3 separate regions of the Homo sapiens genome follow, and all the other regions are linked to region 3. The links are chromatin contacts, found by Hi-C or POLR2A ChIA-PET in ENCODE. All regions are on one chromosome and are shown on one strand. Each heading gives the region's core, a stretch centred on a gene start or an enhancer-like site at or near the end of the contact. The rest is flanking DNA. Distances are from core to core; before and after follow the strand shown. Region 1 has its middle 41 kb from the start of ZBTB18. Region 2 has its middle 23 kb from the start of ZBTB18. Region 3 has its middle 87 kb from the start of ZBTB18.

Region 1 (4,211 bases), core at 1,389-3,888, 46 kb before region 3:
TGAGGGAATCCATGGATCAAAATCAAAAAAGTCTCCAGAGAACATAGTCTTCGAAATGACCATTGTTTATTCAGAGTTCAATAATTAATCAACCCCACAAACCTTTCTTCAGCACTTACGGTATTCCAGGCATTATGCTACTCACAATGGGAGAACATAAGTGAACAAGAGCCCCTGCCGTCGAGATGCTCGTCTAAACAGACAATGATTTGGCAATGTATTGAGTGTTCTGGTGGAGACGTGCCCAAAGAGTACACAAGGGGGGCGGTGAGCTCGGTTTGGGTGAGCTCGGTTTGGGTGGGAAGCTGAAGAGGAGAATAGGAAAGTCTCTTATACAACCTTGGGAATCTAATTCAGGTTCAAACAAGGTTGGGCTTCCAAAATGGTACAATGGAGTAATCAAGCTCATGGACTGAGATGTCTATTTGCAGATTTGTTATTTCTGCCACTTGTTATTTGTGCAATTTTGGAAGAGATGACTTCTCTAAGCCTTAGTTTACTCATTCATGAAATGGGTGAAAATATTATCTGCTTCAGAAGGTTTTTGAGGATTAAATTTAAAAATATATATATATATATGTCTTGTGCTTAGCATTATTTTGGGCACGTAGTCAATGTTCAATAAGTGACAGGTGTTATTAGTGATTGTTAGTAATAGTATTGCTGGTAGTAGCATTCTCACCTATATTGCCCATTCCTTCATTCATTTAAAAAATATTTGTTAAGTGTCTGCCGTATCTCAGACTCCATGGTGGACACAAAAATGACAATATGTACATGAAGCCTTTCAAAAGGCTTACAGCTTAGTGTAGAGAAGACACATATATAAGTAGCTACCTTCCCGTCCAGAGCTAGGCTCGTATCCAGTAAGATTGGGCCTGGAAGCCTCCTGCACGTCAGGACTGTTTTCCCTGGGATACACACTTTTGCTATCTTGGACCACTTCAAATCTGTTTGATTTCAGATTTATCTCTGGTTTTTCATTTGTAGTTTCACTTTTGTCTCTTTGTCTTGGTGCTTGATACAACTCTATTGGTACTGACCTCTGGCTTTCATTTTTGGCTAGGGCTGATATTTTCCCTTTGGATTACGTGATCTAGGGCCACTCTAGGCAAACATCTTACCTGACCTAGCCTGAGCAGGAGCCTGATCCGAGCTTAGTCCTTAGGGGTCCACCAGATGGCAAATTGAAGGTAGTGATTGAAAAGCATCTCCAAGAAAAAAATGGCAAAGTGCTGTGGAGAGCCCAAGGGGGAGCCAGCCTGGCCTAGACTCTACCATAGTGGCTTGGTGGACAGAAAGCAGCCAGCTCCTGTGTTGTCATTCATTTCTGTGCAACGCAGAGCTCATCCTTGCAGCCTCATAGCTGACTTCATGTGACTCTGCATATATACACCTCTTGTTAATTCATCCAGTGCTGTGAGTTGTTGACTGTAACTTGACATCTCTAACAATCCATCAGTTTATTTATTAATTATAGCAAACTGGTTTCAGCCACAGAAAATTAGAAATGAATTTTTCAATAAGCCACGTCTCCAGGGATAGTTCACAAAATCAAAAGGAAGAATACCTGGCCAATCTAATTCATTATCACAATCAAATAGTGCTAAATGGTTCTTTGTGGGATAAGCTTAAATTAAGAAATTGTATTAGCAGCTCTAATCATTACTGATTATTTAATTATCGGCCATTTAAAAATCATCTCCAGTTTTGAGATTATGGATCAGATTGAGATTTACAACATCCTTCTTTAGTTCACTCTACCCTCTAACAAGATGTATTGCAATATTGTTGAGTTAGCACTGATTTTACCTCGATCCCCATCGTAGTTCCTTCATTCCATGGCAACCTGGAGCAAAGATAATAATAGCAAACATTTATGGAGTGCTTATTATGTACTAGGAATGTGTTTGAGTTCATAAATAACTCATCAATGAGAACTCATACATGCTCCTAGCATACATTGCGATTGATTATATTTATTAACTTATTTAATCTTCATAAAACCCTACAAAGTAATTATTATTACGCCCATTTTATAAATAAGAAAACTGACGCACCAGGACATTTGATTGAAGTGTTCACAATGAATAAGCAGGAGAGCAAAACTTTGAGCCCAGCTCATCTGGCTCCAGGGCACTAGAATCCATGCCTAACCACTAGGTCACTTCGCCTCTAATGCCTCCCAGCTTAGTGTTCATTGCATGGCAGGTGCTCAATCCAGCCAACCATTGGAGTCCCCACCAGATTGTAGGCTCTTTTGAAGACAGTGTGGTGTCTTGTTTACCTCTGTATCTATCCTTTACCATTGCTAGCACTGAGCTTTGAGTAACAGAAACTCAACTCTGTGTGTGTGTGTGTGTGTGTGTGTGTGTGTGTGTGTGTGTGTAATTGGAAAGGTAAGATTGAGGGAGGGAGGTAGCAAAAAGAGTAAGATAAAGATTTTACTAATTCCAAAAGTAGCCTGAAGTCTAAACATGTTACAATCTCTACTCAGAATCTTTGGGGGTAAACATCTTTAACACATACGAGTGTATCAGAGCCAGGCTAAACCATGACTAGATGACCCCAGGTCTGAGAAATCAGGGCCTGGACATACTCTGAGAAATGTTAATAGGTAACAAAGAAAGTCGGAACGGTTGGTGAGTTAATATTTGAAATGCAATTCAGATGAAGTCATATCCAGACTCTGCCAACTTTCAATTGCTTCCAGCATCTTCAAACACCACATGCCAAAATCTTCCCTCTACCTCACTCACCAACACTTCTTCTTCCCAGTCACTGCGGCGCAAAATCCCGCCTTTGAATCCTCCTTCTCCCTGTGCCTCTCTCCCCTACCTCCATCTACCCAGTCTCCAAGACCACAGACTCAACCTTCTCCTTATCATGCCCACAGGTCCCCAACTCCTCCTTCCCTGCCAAGTCTCCTGACCAGCCTCTCTGCCTGTTCTCATCTTTCCTCTATCATCTATGCACCACTGTTGCTGTTATCTTTTTCTAATTGCAGTTTTAGTATATCCTTCTCCTCCTGGAAGATATATAGTAAACCCCCACTCCTGCTGGAGTACATAGTCCTTTACCTTGAATTCATGGGGCTTTTATCATATCACTCAATTGAGTAATGTAGGTTTTATTCCTGCCTCCCATCCCACATTCAAGTTCACACTCTCCACTCTAACCCAAGTGTACTATTTCTAGACCCGCACATGTTACCTGCTCTTCCCTCCTGCCAGGTCTTTATGGACTGCCGCTCCTTCAGCCGAAACCTCCTATTTCCTGCCTGCCTTTCAATTCACATAAGCTTATTGCTTTTTACCAGCCAAACCCAAAGAGACACGTCATTGAGGGTGGTGAGGCTCTTTTAATTTCTCTTCTCAAAAGACACATTGTCTAGCAGATTATATTCATCAGCCGTCAGGACACATGCCTAGCTTCTTTATTACCTGCTGTGCTTTTATGTCGGCCTCGTCAATGGGTTGTCTGTCAAATCTGAACTTTGTCTTTCTCAGGGGCAGGTCTCTCTCAGCCTTACTTGTTTACCTCATAGTCTGTGCCGATTATTTCTAAAGACGGCCACTTTGGAAGAAACCTACCTAGCTATGGGAGATGCCTCCATAGAGGGAAGGCAGAGCCAGCAGCCAGGACCATGAACCTGGAGGTGGATGACCTGAGATGGGATGGGAGGAGCAATTGTGTCCAGGTGCCGGGTGCTCATTCCTTTGACTCCGTTTGACACACCTGTTATTCCTCAAATGCCTTGAATAAAACAACCAAGTCAAATTCTCTTCTTCCTAAAGGGGATCATGATAGACCTCAGCAGGTTTTGGACTCAGCCAACAAAGAATAGACATTTTTCATATTTAGAAAATAGGCTCACCAGCCGGGTGTGGTGGCTCACACTTATAATTCCAGCACTTTGGAAGGCTGAGGCAGGTGGATTGCTTGAGCACAGAAGTTCGAGACCAGCCTGGCCAACATGGTAAAACCTCATCTCTAAAAAAAAAAAGAAAATAAAATATACTCACCTGTGGCTCGCCTATGATATAATGGACATGAGCATCATCCTAGTGACAACTGAGAAAACTCATTTCATCCATTTCTGCATTTTGCAGACGCTGGGTCACTCCTGGTTTGGGATCCCATAATCCCATCTGCTTTAGATAGATGCTAAGTAGGTTATTTATTCTAGAAGTCTTTAACTCCTATCCTAA
Region 2 (4,019 bases), core at 1,378-3,877, 64 kb before region 3:
TGCTGCCTCTCTTCAGGCCTTTGTTGATCTTCCTGCCTGCCTGCTGCGTGGATGGGGTGCAGATCCAGGCTTGCCCACTTCACGATGGTGAGAGCTTGGGCACATGACAGGGTCCCTTGAACCCCAGTTCCTCACTAACATAGGGATTTCAGCAACTCTCTCTTAGAAAGGCCATGGGGACGTGTGAGTTGGTACCTTTCAAGCAGTGGAAGCATCGTCTCTGCTAGGATCCTTTCAGTCACTGTTTTCAGTGACCGAAAACAGACACAGACTAGTGTGAAGAAAGAATAGACTTTATTAACTCACACGGCTAGGAAGCCCAGGAGCAGCGCTGGCCTTGGGGGTGACTGGGCACAGGGCTGAAGATGACACTAAGTTCTTTCATTCTCTGTTTGCCCTCCTCACCCCATTTTCATGGGTTCGCTCCTGTATTTCCAGCTGAAAATGGGCTTTCCTCACATAATGGGGGAAGCTTGCCAGAGGTGGAAATGGAACTAAGGTAGAGGGAAAATGTTGACGAAGTGGCTACTGCACACTTGGGCCTGGGGATACAGCAGTTCCTGCCGTCATGGAACTTACTTACCAGCCAATGAAACAATGAAACCAAAAATGACCATAAAGTATCATGAGTGTTATAAAAGTGAAGTGCACCGAAAGAGGGGTCGCGCTGTAAGTGGAGTCCAACCTGGCTGATGTGCCAGAGAAGATTCTTCAGAAAGTGGCAGGGGAAGAGGAGTCAGCCTGTAAATAAGCGGGTGGAACAGTGTTTTGGGCAGAGAGTTAGCATGTGCGAAGGACCAGACAGAGAACTGGGCAAATCTGAGGAAACTGTCAGATCTTTCTCAGTCCAGTGGGTCTGGCTAGAGCACGATGGGAAAGGTGTATCAGTTTCCCAGGGCTGCCAAACAAATCACCAGCAACTGGGTGCCTTCTAACAACAGTCCTTTATTCTCTCATTGTTCTGGAAGCAAGAAGCCCAAAATTAAGGGGTTGCCAGAGCCATGCTCCCGCCAGAAGCTCCATGCGGGAATCCTCCCTTGTCCCTGAAGTTCCAGTGGCCGGTGGCTCCAGGCGTTCCTGGTGGCTGCACCACTCCAATCTCTGCTTCTATCTTCACGTGGTCTTCTACTCTCTGTGTCTTCTCTTCTGCCTCTTTTTTTTTTTTTTTTTTTTTGTGATGGAGTCTCACTCAATCACCCAGGCTGGAGTGCAGTGACACGATCTCGGCTCACTGTAGCCTCTGCCTCCTGGGTTCAAGCAATTCTCCTGCCTCAGCCTCCCGAGTAGCTGGAATTACAGGCACCCACCATCATACCCGGCTCATTTTTGTATTTTTAGTAGAGACGGGGTTTCACCATGTTGGCCAGTCTGGTTTCGAACTCCCGACCTCAAGTGATCCTCCCGCCTCGGCCTCCCAGAGTGCTAGGATTTCAGGTGAGAGCCACCGCACCAGGTCTCTCTCTGCCTCTTAAAGGACACTTGTCATTGGATTTAGGGCTCACCTGGGTAATCTAGGATGATCTCCTCATCACAAGATCTTTAACTTAATGGCATCTGCAAAGACCCTTTTTCCAAATGAGGTCACATTCAGAGGGTCCGGTTGTTAGGTGTGGACATATCTTTTTGGGGATCACCATCCAATTGAGAGAGATGCTACTGGGCTGGTCAGCCAGGCCAGGACCTAGGGGATCTGGGCCTCATCCTAGAGCAGGAGAAAAACATTCCATTTTGCACTCCAGAAAGAACACTGTGGTTGTGGATGTGCCATGTGAGATGCAAGCAGGGTGGCTGGCCTGTCAGGAGAGGACCGCTGTGGTCCACGTGACAGGTGATGGAGGAATGGGCTGAGGCAGCAGCCCAGCCAGGGATGGAAAGAAGGGTTTGGGTCCCAGTCAAACTTAGAAAAAACAAGTCAACGGGACTTGGGGACTGATGGGGCTGGGTGGCTGGCGGCAGGGTGGAGGCAGGGTATCATTGGATGATGTGTATCAATGTGATACGTATCCCTCACATTAATTTTTCCCAGGAGACAGTGCTAGGAGGATGGAAAGAATATTGGCTTTGAAATTGGCGAAACCTTGGTTGAATTCCCAACGCTATTCCACTTTCCAGCTTCTTGACCTTGGTTGTGTTTCTTACTATTTCTGAGCCTCAGTTTTCTCCGACATAAAATGGAGATAATAATACTGAAATCACAGGGCTCTTGAAGGAATTAAATGACAGCCTATGTGGCGTAGTGGGCTCTGGGTGGCCACCTGGGCACCACAGATGTGATGTGCTCTTTCCTCCTCCTTCCTCCTGCCTGACCAACGTCCCTTCCTGCAGGGGCTTCCCCGGGCGCTCAGCTGCACCCACCTCCTACTTCTCTCCCACTTGCTTCCTGCACGGCTGGCTCCACCCCACCTGCAGCCTTTTTTTTCTCCTGGGACCTGCCCACGCATTGCCCTCTCCACTGTCCTGGAAACTTCAACAGATATTTTCTCACCTGTTACCCCTAAGTAGCCCAGGCTGCAAAACGGGTAGTCTTAGCGCCTTGAAAGGGAACCTGAAGGGCTTGCTGAGTTTACTGCCGGCTGCGATGTGTTCGTTCACTGGTTTATTCCTGCATCTATGCATCCACTCCCTCAACAAACACTTCGAGTGGGCGAGGCATTGTCTCGCACCGCGAACACTGAGCTGAACGGAAATGTGGTTCTCACCTCATGAAGTTTACTAATTCTACCAGGCAACCCGCCCTCTCTGAGCTCATGAATTTTCTGGTTGCACTGATTTAATGGCTTCACTCTCTGGCTTTGACACCCCCACAGGTAAAGTGAGGGAGAGCGGGAGGAGCATGAATTTGATTGTCCAGTCTCATCCGGGCTAGGTGGACATTAGGACACACAGGCAGGTTCCCAGGAGGTGGAACAGAAGCTGGAGCTTCCCTGAGAAAGCAGACACCCCCGTCCTACCTCTCAGACACATTTCCGTCTTCACTGGTGATGTTTTTCTCCACCCCGTTTCTTGCCACTTGCCATTCATAATCACTGCTCTTGGTCTGGTAAGCAGAGAGGGCAGGACAAAAATTTGATTTACTTACGACAATGTTTTACAAGCTTGAGCATAAAAACATGTGGTTTCCTGGGACTGGCCATCCCAGGAATTTGGCTGGGACATTAAGGAGTTGGCTGGCACTAACTGTAAGTGCCTACCACTTCCTACCCTCCTGGGGGAGGCTTGCCTTGCTCTTCTGAGCACTTTCTAACTTCAGGCTGTCTGGAGCCTCAAGGTTCTCCAACGTATGCAAATGCATGTGTTCTGACACAAGATGCAAATGTCAGGAATCCTCTTTTAAAAGGGCCAGTCTCTAAGACTTGCAAAAACGGCGACCGGAGACTGACTTAAACCTACCACCCGGAAGAGATGTTGGCTGTGAGGAAGGGAGAAACAATGAAGTGTGAGATGGTGTGAACTCTGGAAGGCAGAACCTTAGGGAAAAACGAAAGAGTAATTTCGTTCGTTGATGAATTCATTTATTCTACTAAGTATTGTGCAGAGCACTATAGGGTTTACCAAGAATAAAAATTGTCTCTATCATGGAGGACCTAAAAGAGATCAGAGAGAAAAGTTTTATTCTCGGTTTACCAAGAATGACAATTGTCCCTATCCTGGAGGACCTAAAAGAGACCAGAACCTTAGGGAAAAACGAAAGAGTAATTTCGTTCATTGATGAATTCACTTATTCTACTAAGTGTTGTGCAAAGCACTATAGGGTTTACCAAGAATAAAAATATTGTCCCTGTCCTGGAGGACCTAAAAGAGACCACAGAGAAAAAGGCAAGTACACATGAACATGTGTTTTGCTTTGAGGATCGTGCAAAAAAGCTGATATGAGGCGAGCACCTCATGTTTAACGTACTCTGCTTCACTCGACATAAATTCCTGCTAGCTTCCCTAACAAAGTTTCAAGGTAGGCACTAACACCATTTTACAGATAAGGAAACTGAAGTTGAGAGAGTAATTTTTCCAGGAACCAGGGT
Region 3 (3,994 bases), core at 754-3,253:
ATTTCTTGTGGGCCTTAATTTCTTTGTCACTGCAAGATTTAGTTGTTTCTTACGCTAGAAACACCAGCACCCCAGAAGCCCCTTGGAATCATTCACCCCTATTCCCCAAAGAGTTACTACTCTGACTTTTAATAGCATAGATTAGTTTTGACTATTTTGTACTTTATATAAATGAAATGATACCATTTTTACCTTTAGGTCCTTCTAATATTCTGCCTGGATTGTGGTATTTTATAAATTTTGTGTGTGTTTTCAATGATGAGGATGCAAGCTCCTTTATGTAACTTCTCGGTAGAAAAAAGCAGAATCTGGAACAGTGCCTTCAACAGAATACATTAAACTGAATGCTCCTAAACCTATTCAATTCAGCCAAGCTGGTGGAGATGCAGACTTGATACCTTACCATGAACTCGTCGGAGGATGGGGATCTAGTTTTCTATTCTAGTCATCTTTCCTAGACACCACTCTGTGTGTGTGTGTGTGTGTGTGTGTATGCACATGTGTGCATAGAATTATTCTGAGACAATTCATCACTGCCTAATTTAACCAACATTTCTGAAAATATGCATGATAATAAAAAATAAGGGATTTTTCCCCCATCCTAATAGTATTAATGGAGGATTCATCAGACTGGAGTTAACTTACAGCTGACTTTTGGGATTTATCTGAAACACTATTCTTAGCCTTGTAGCTTCCTTCTGGTGACTTTATTAATTGATCAGATAAGAGTGTCATGGGGCCCCACTAGTGATGATGGGACCAGTGGGTTGTTTTCCTCTCCAATCTAGGAAACAGCTGGGTGTGTTTCACAGCTGCCATGACACTGTGAAAAGATCCTTACACCCGTTTCCTATGCTGCTTTTCCTTTTTGTTTGTTTGTCTGACATATTACCACCATTAATGCTTGCCAGAAGCTAGGCAAATCTTTTGTCAAAAACCAACCTGCAACTCTACAGAGAATATTTTTCTGGATCACTTACTTTCATTTTGAGCGTTTTTAGAAGCCTTTTTAGAAGGCTTTTGAATTCCCAGTATTCTGGGAGGCATTGACTTCTGCTGTGCACTCAGGACCATAGCAAATGGGTTGTTCTGAGAGATAAGGAAAGAAGCCCTTGAAATGTAGCTTCTTAATGGAGCCATTCTGCGAAGGATTGACCTGACAAACAGCTCCGATGTATTCACTGCGGATGTTCATCTCTAAACAGCCACACACATTTCCTGCAGAGTCATGGTAGTGCAAGCTGCTTCAAGTACATTGAGGGAGTGGGAAGACAGTGGTTGAATAATACGGGAGCTCCAGCTGAGAGATGCCTGTGGTACAGCTCTGGATTGCGGTGGACAGAGCTTCAGATCTGTTGAGTTTGAGAGTCATAGCCAAGATTTCCTGCTCACTGCTTCTACTGTTATTCCCATTGTTAGTTGCTGGCATCTCATATCTTAGATCATTAATCCATCCGCTGGCTCCCTATTGCTAATCCCTTATAGGCAAGACTTTGAGACTGTCCCTTCAAGATTCAGAGGGTCATTTCTGGCCCTCTCCTCCACTTTTTCTACACACTGATACTCTTTCCTATTATTCATAAAGCGATAGATCATAAACATGCTCTTAAGCAAGAGTGCTAATCAACCAAGCAGCACTGCCGGTGAGTTGGTTCATATTTTGTTCCTTCCATTGGGTTCCAGCTGCGCTCTTCCTGTTTTACCAATTAGGTGAATGGGAGAGGTGTGAGGCATGGTGAGCCCAGCAACAGATACAGAAACACCTTGTCTCTTCATTTGCTTTTGTTGTGAAGGTGACCATCAGGGGGACTGTGTACAGTGCCAAAGAGTGGCCTGTCCATCTCCCTTAGTTATGACGGCAGCAAATAACAAAGTCTCCATGTGGACGCAAGGGCTTTCTACAGTTTAAACCAAGACAATGGGAAAGTATGTTTTCTTGGCCCTTTGCAGGAAATCCTGCCCAACACAGGAAAGAATGGAGCATTTCCCGGACCGTGGGCTGCCCGGGCCTGGCTTTCTAGGGTGGGCTTGAGCAAACCCGGTAAAAGATGCTTATCCTCTTACCGAATAAGAAAACCCAGCAACATCACCCATGCCCAGAGGTGCTAATGTTCAGCAAAGCCCCAACATGAATTAGCTGGAACATACAAAAAATGATATGTATGATTCAGAATAGACTAAAGGAGAGATGTACATCTGACCTTGACTTTGCCCATTTTCTCTGCTTAGTTTTCAGCATGTTACAAAAATACCTCTCCACCAAGAAAAACAGGAGAAGATACTACTTGGAAAGAAAGGAAAGTGAGATCTGTCTCATGACATTAGAAACAGATGATTGCTCAATATCTTTATTCTGAAAGCCATGGCTTCTAAATTTTTTTTAAAACTGCAAGCTACAATTGTTTTCCCTGGGCCCTGCTGGAAGTCACAGGGTAAATAAGGCACAGCCATCCTTTCCTTTGCTGGTGGCCCTCTCGGATGGTGACATGTCGTAGCAGCAATGGTGCCTCTGAACAAAAATAATGAGAGAAACATCTGTCTCCTGCTACGCTCTTTTCCAGGCAAATGGCACTTAAGATTCTTATTTTAGACTTGTAAGTGCTCCCACAAAAAAGCAGCTTCGGTGTTAACTGCATCTCCTTCTTTCTTTGAATCTGTTGATCACTTTTTCCTTTGCTTGTATTTTAAGACAGTTTAAAAACAAAGATGACAACAAGATACATGCATGTCTCTGGTACTGTGGGATTAAGAAAAAAAAGAGGTGAAGAATACAGTAGAATGGTGTCATGTGGGTGCAGATAATTCTTCCGTCCTTGTTAAAAGAAATTGGGAGAGGCAATGTTTTGGAAATGTTTATACCTAATATATTGTAGAGGCTTGAAAATTACCAAGTAAACCAGATCATGAATGAAATAGTGTTGCTAGCGGTGCTCTCTTGTAGTCAGGGATCATAGTCCAAATATTGAGGAGGACCTACTCTTGTCTGTTTCTCTCTCTCTCTCTTTCTCTCGCTCTCCTGCTCTTTCTCTGTCTTCTCACACATACACACCCTGGCCCCTACACAACTACGACTCACTTTCATCAGGAATTCAGATAATGTCCCCGAGATTAAAGAACGACTTGTGAACTGGCATCTCTGAAGCAGCGAGCTGGAAACACAGGCTTCGTGCTTTCCCACTGGGATATTTAGAAGAGCATATGCATAAAGTGATACCATTTTTTGTTTATTTTGGCTTGCATACAACTAAGACATTTTAGAGCTGGAAGGAACTTCAAAAACGAAGCAGTTCAACCCCTCGGTTTTTCTAATGAGGGAACCGAGGCTCCGCGAAATGCCTCCGTGTGGCCGAGGTGGCAGCGGGGCGCTGGATTCTCACGTCTGGCTTCTCCAGCCGTCTCTTCCCAAGGTCTCTCCGCTCTCTCTGGCTTTTCTTCTCCACCTCCTCAAGCATTTCAGATCGACTTCCTCCTCCACGCCGCTCACGACCTCTTCCCAAAGCATTCTGCTGCTGTTATTTGGAAAATAACGAACACAGAAGCGATGTGTTTCTGCGGATATTTTAGTGCTCACAGACTTGCGGCATCTGACCAGCCTGGGCACAGCACTGTGTGCGCGCATACCGTAGAGTGGGGAGGGCACCCGCATCACAGTCACCTCAGCACCACCCTTCCGCTACCCTTCTTCATTATTTGTAAACAAATATGTTTCTGAAATTTTGTCATGACTTTTAGAAATTAATTTAGGATAACCATTTAACGAGATTTAAGATTGCCTAAAAGGAAGACAGAAGAGTAAACCTGTATAAGTTCAAGTTTATTCTGAAAAAGTTTTTGGTTAATATTACAAGTTGATGTTCTATCCATCCATCCATCCATCCATCCATCCATCCACCCACCCATCCATCCATTTATCCACCCATCTATCCTCCATCATCCATCCACCTACCCCACTCACCCATCCATGCATCCAGCCATCAATCCATCCATCCATCCA

What was found. Hi-C counts contacts between places; a loop is a spot of excess contacts on that map. ChIA-PET counts read pairs that join two places held with the same protein, here RNA polymerase II (POLR2A). Pooled maps may share reads with other maps.
Region 1: a map of endothelial cell of umbilical vein shows a loop between it and region 3 (2.1-fold over the local background). The contact joins two enhancer-like sites. A Hi-C loop is called at or near these places in 4 of 168 maps with a recorded cell type or tissue (Right ventricle myocardium inferior, endothelial cell of umbilical vein, left cardiac atrium and 1 more) and 4 of 50 pooled maps. POLR2A ChIA-PET finds 5 or more read pairs at or near these places in 1 of 52 experiments (endothelial cell of umbilical vein).
Region 2: a loop to region 3 is called in a map of transverse colon, with 9 times the contacts of the local background. The contact joins two enhancer-like sites. A Hi-C loop is called at or near these places in 6 of 168 maps with a recorded cell type or tissue (Right ventricle myocardium inferior, endothelial cell of umbilical vein, heart right ventricle and 3 more) and 9 of 50 pooled maps. POLR2A ChIA-PET finds 5 or more read pairs at or near these places in 4 of 52 experiments (A673, CD4-positive, alpha-beta T cell, endothelial cell of umbilical vein and 1 more).

Annotation. Positions count from the first base shown.
Region 1 is chr1:244,089,777-244,093,987 of GRCh38, forward strand. No RefSeq gene overlaps it. Among named protein-coding and RNA genes, the nearest start is that of ZBTB18, 41 kb to the left of the region's middle. Within about 2 kb of position 2,639, at least 2 of the 41 ENCODE cell types and tissues checked have a DNase peak (open chromatin) inside an H3K27ac peak, as active enhancers do.
Region 2 is chr1:244,072,329-244,076,347 of GRCh38, forward strand. No RefSeq gene overlaps it. Among named protein-coding and RNA genes, the nearest start is that of ZBTB18, 23 kb to the left of the region's middle. RefSeq lists an enhancer at 2,488-2,537. Within about 2 kb of position 2,628, at least 4 of the 41 ENCODE cell types and tissues checked have a DNase peak (open chromatin) inside an H3K27ac peak, as active enhancers do.
Region 3 is chr1:244,136,664-244,140,657 of GRCh38, forward strand. No RefSeq gene overlaps it. Among named protein-coding and RNA genes, the nearest start is that of ZBTB18, 87 kb to the left of the region's middle. Within about 2 kb of position 2,004, at least 3 of the 41 ENCODE cell types and tissues checked have a DNase peak (open chromatin) inside an H3K27ac peak, as active enhancers do.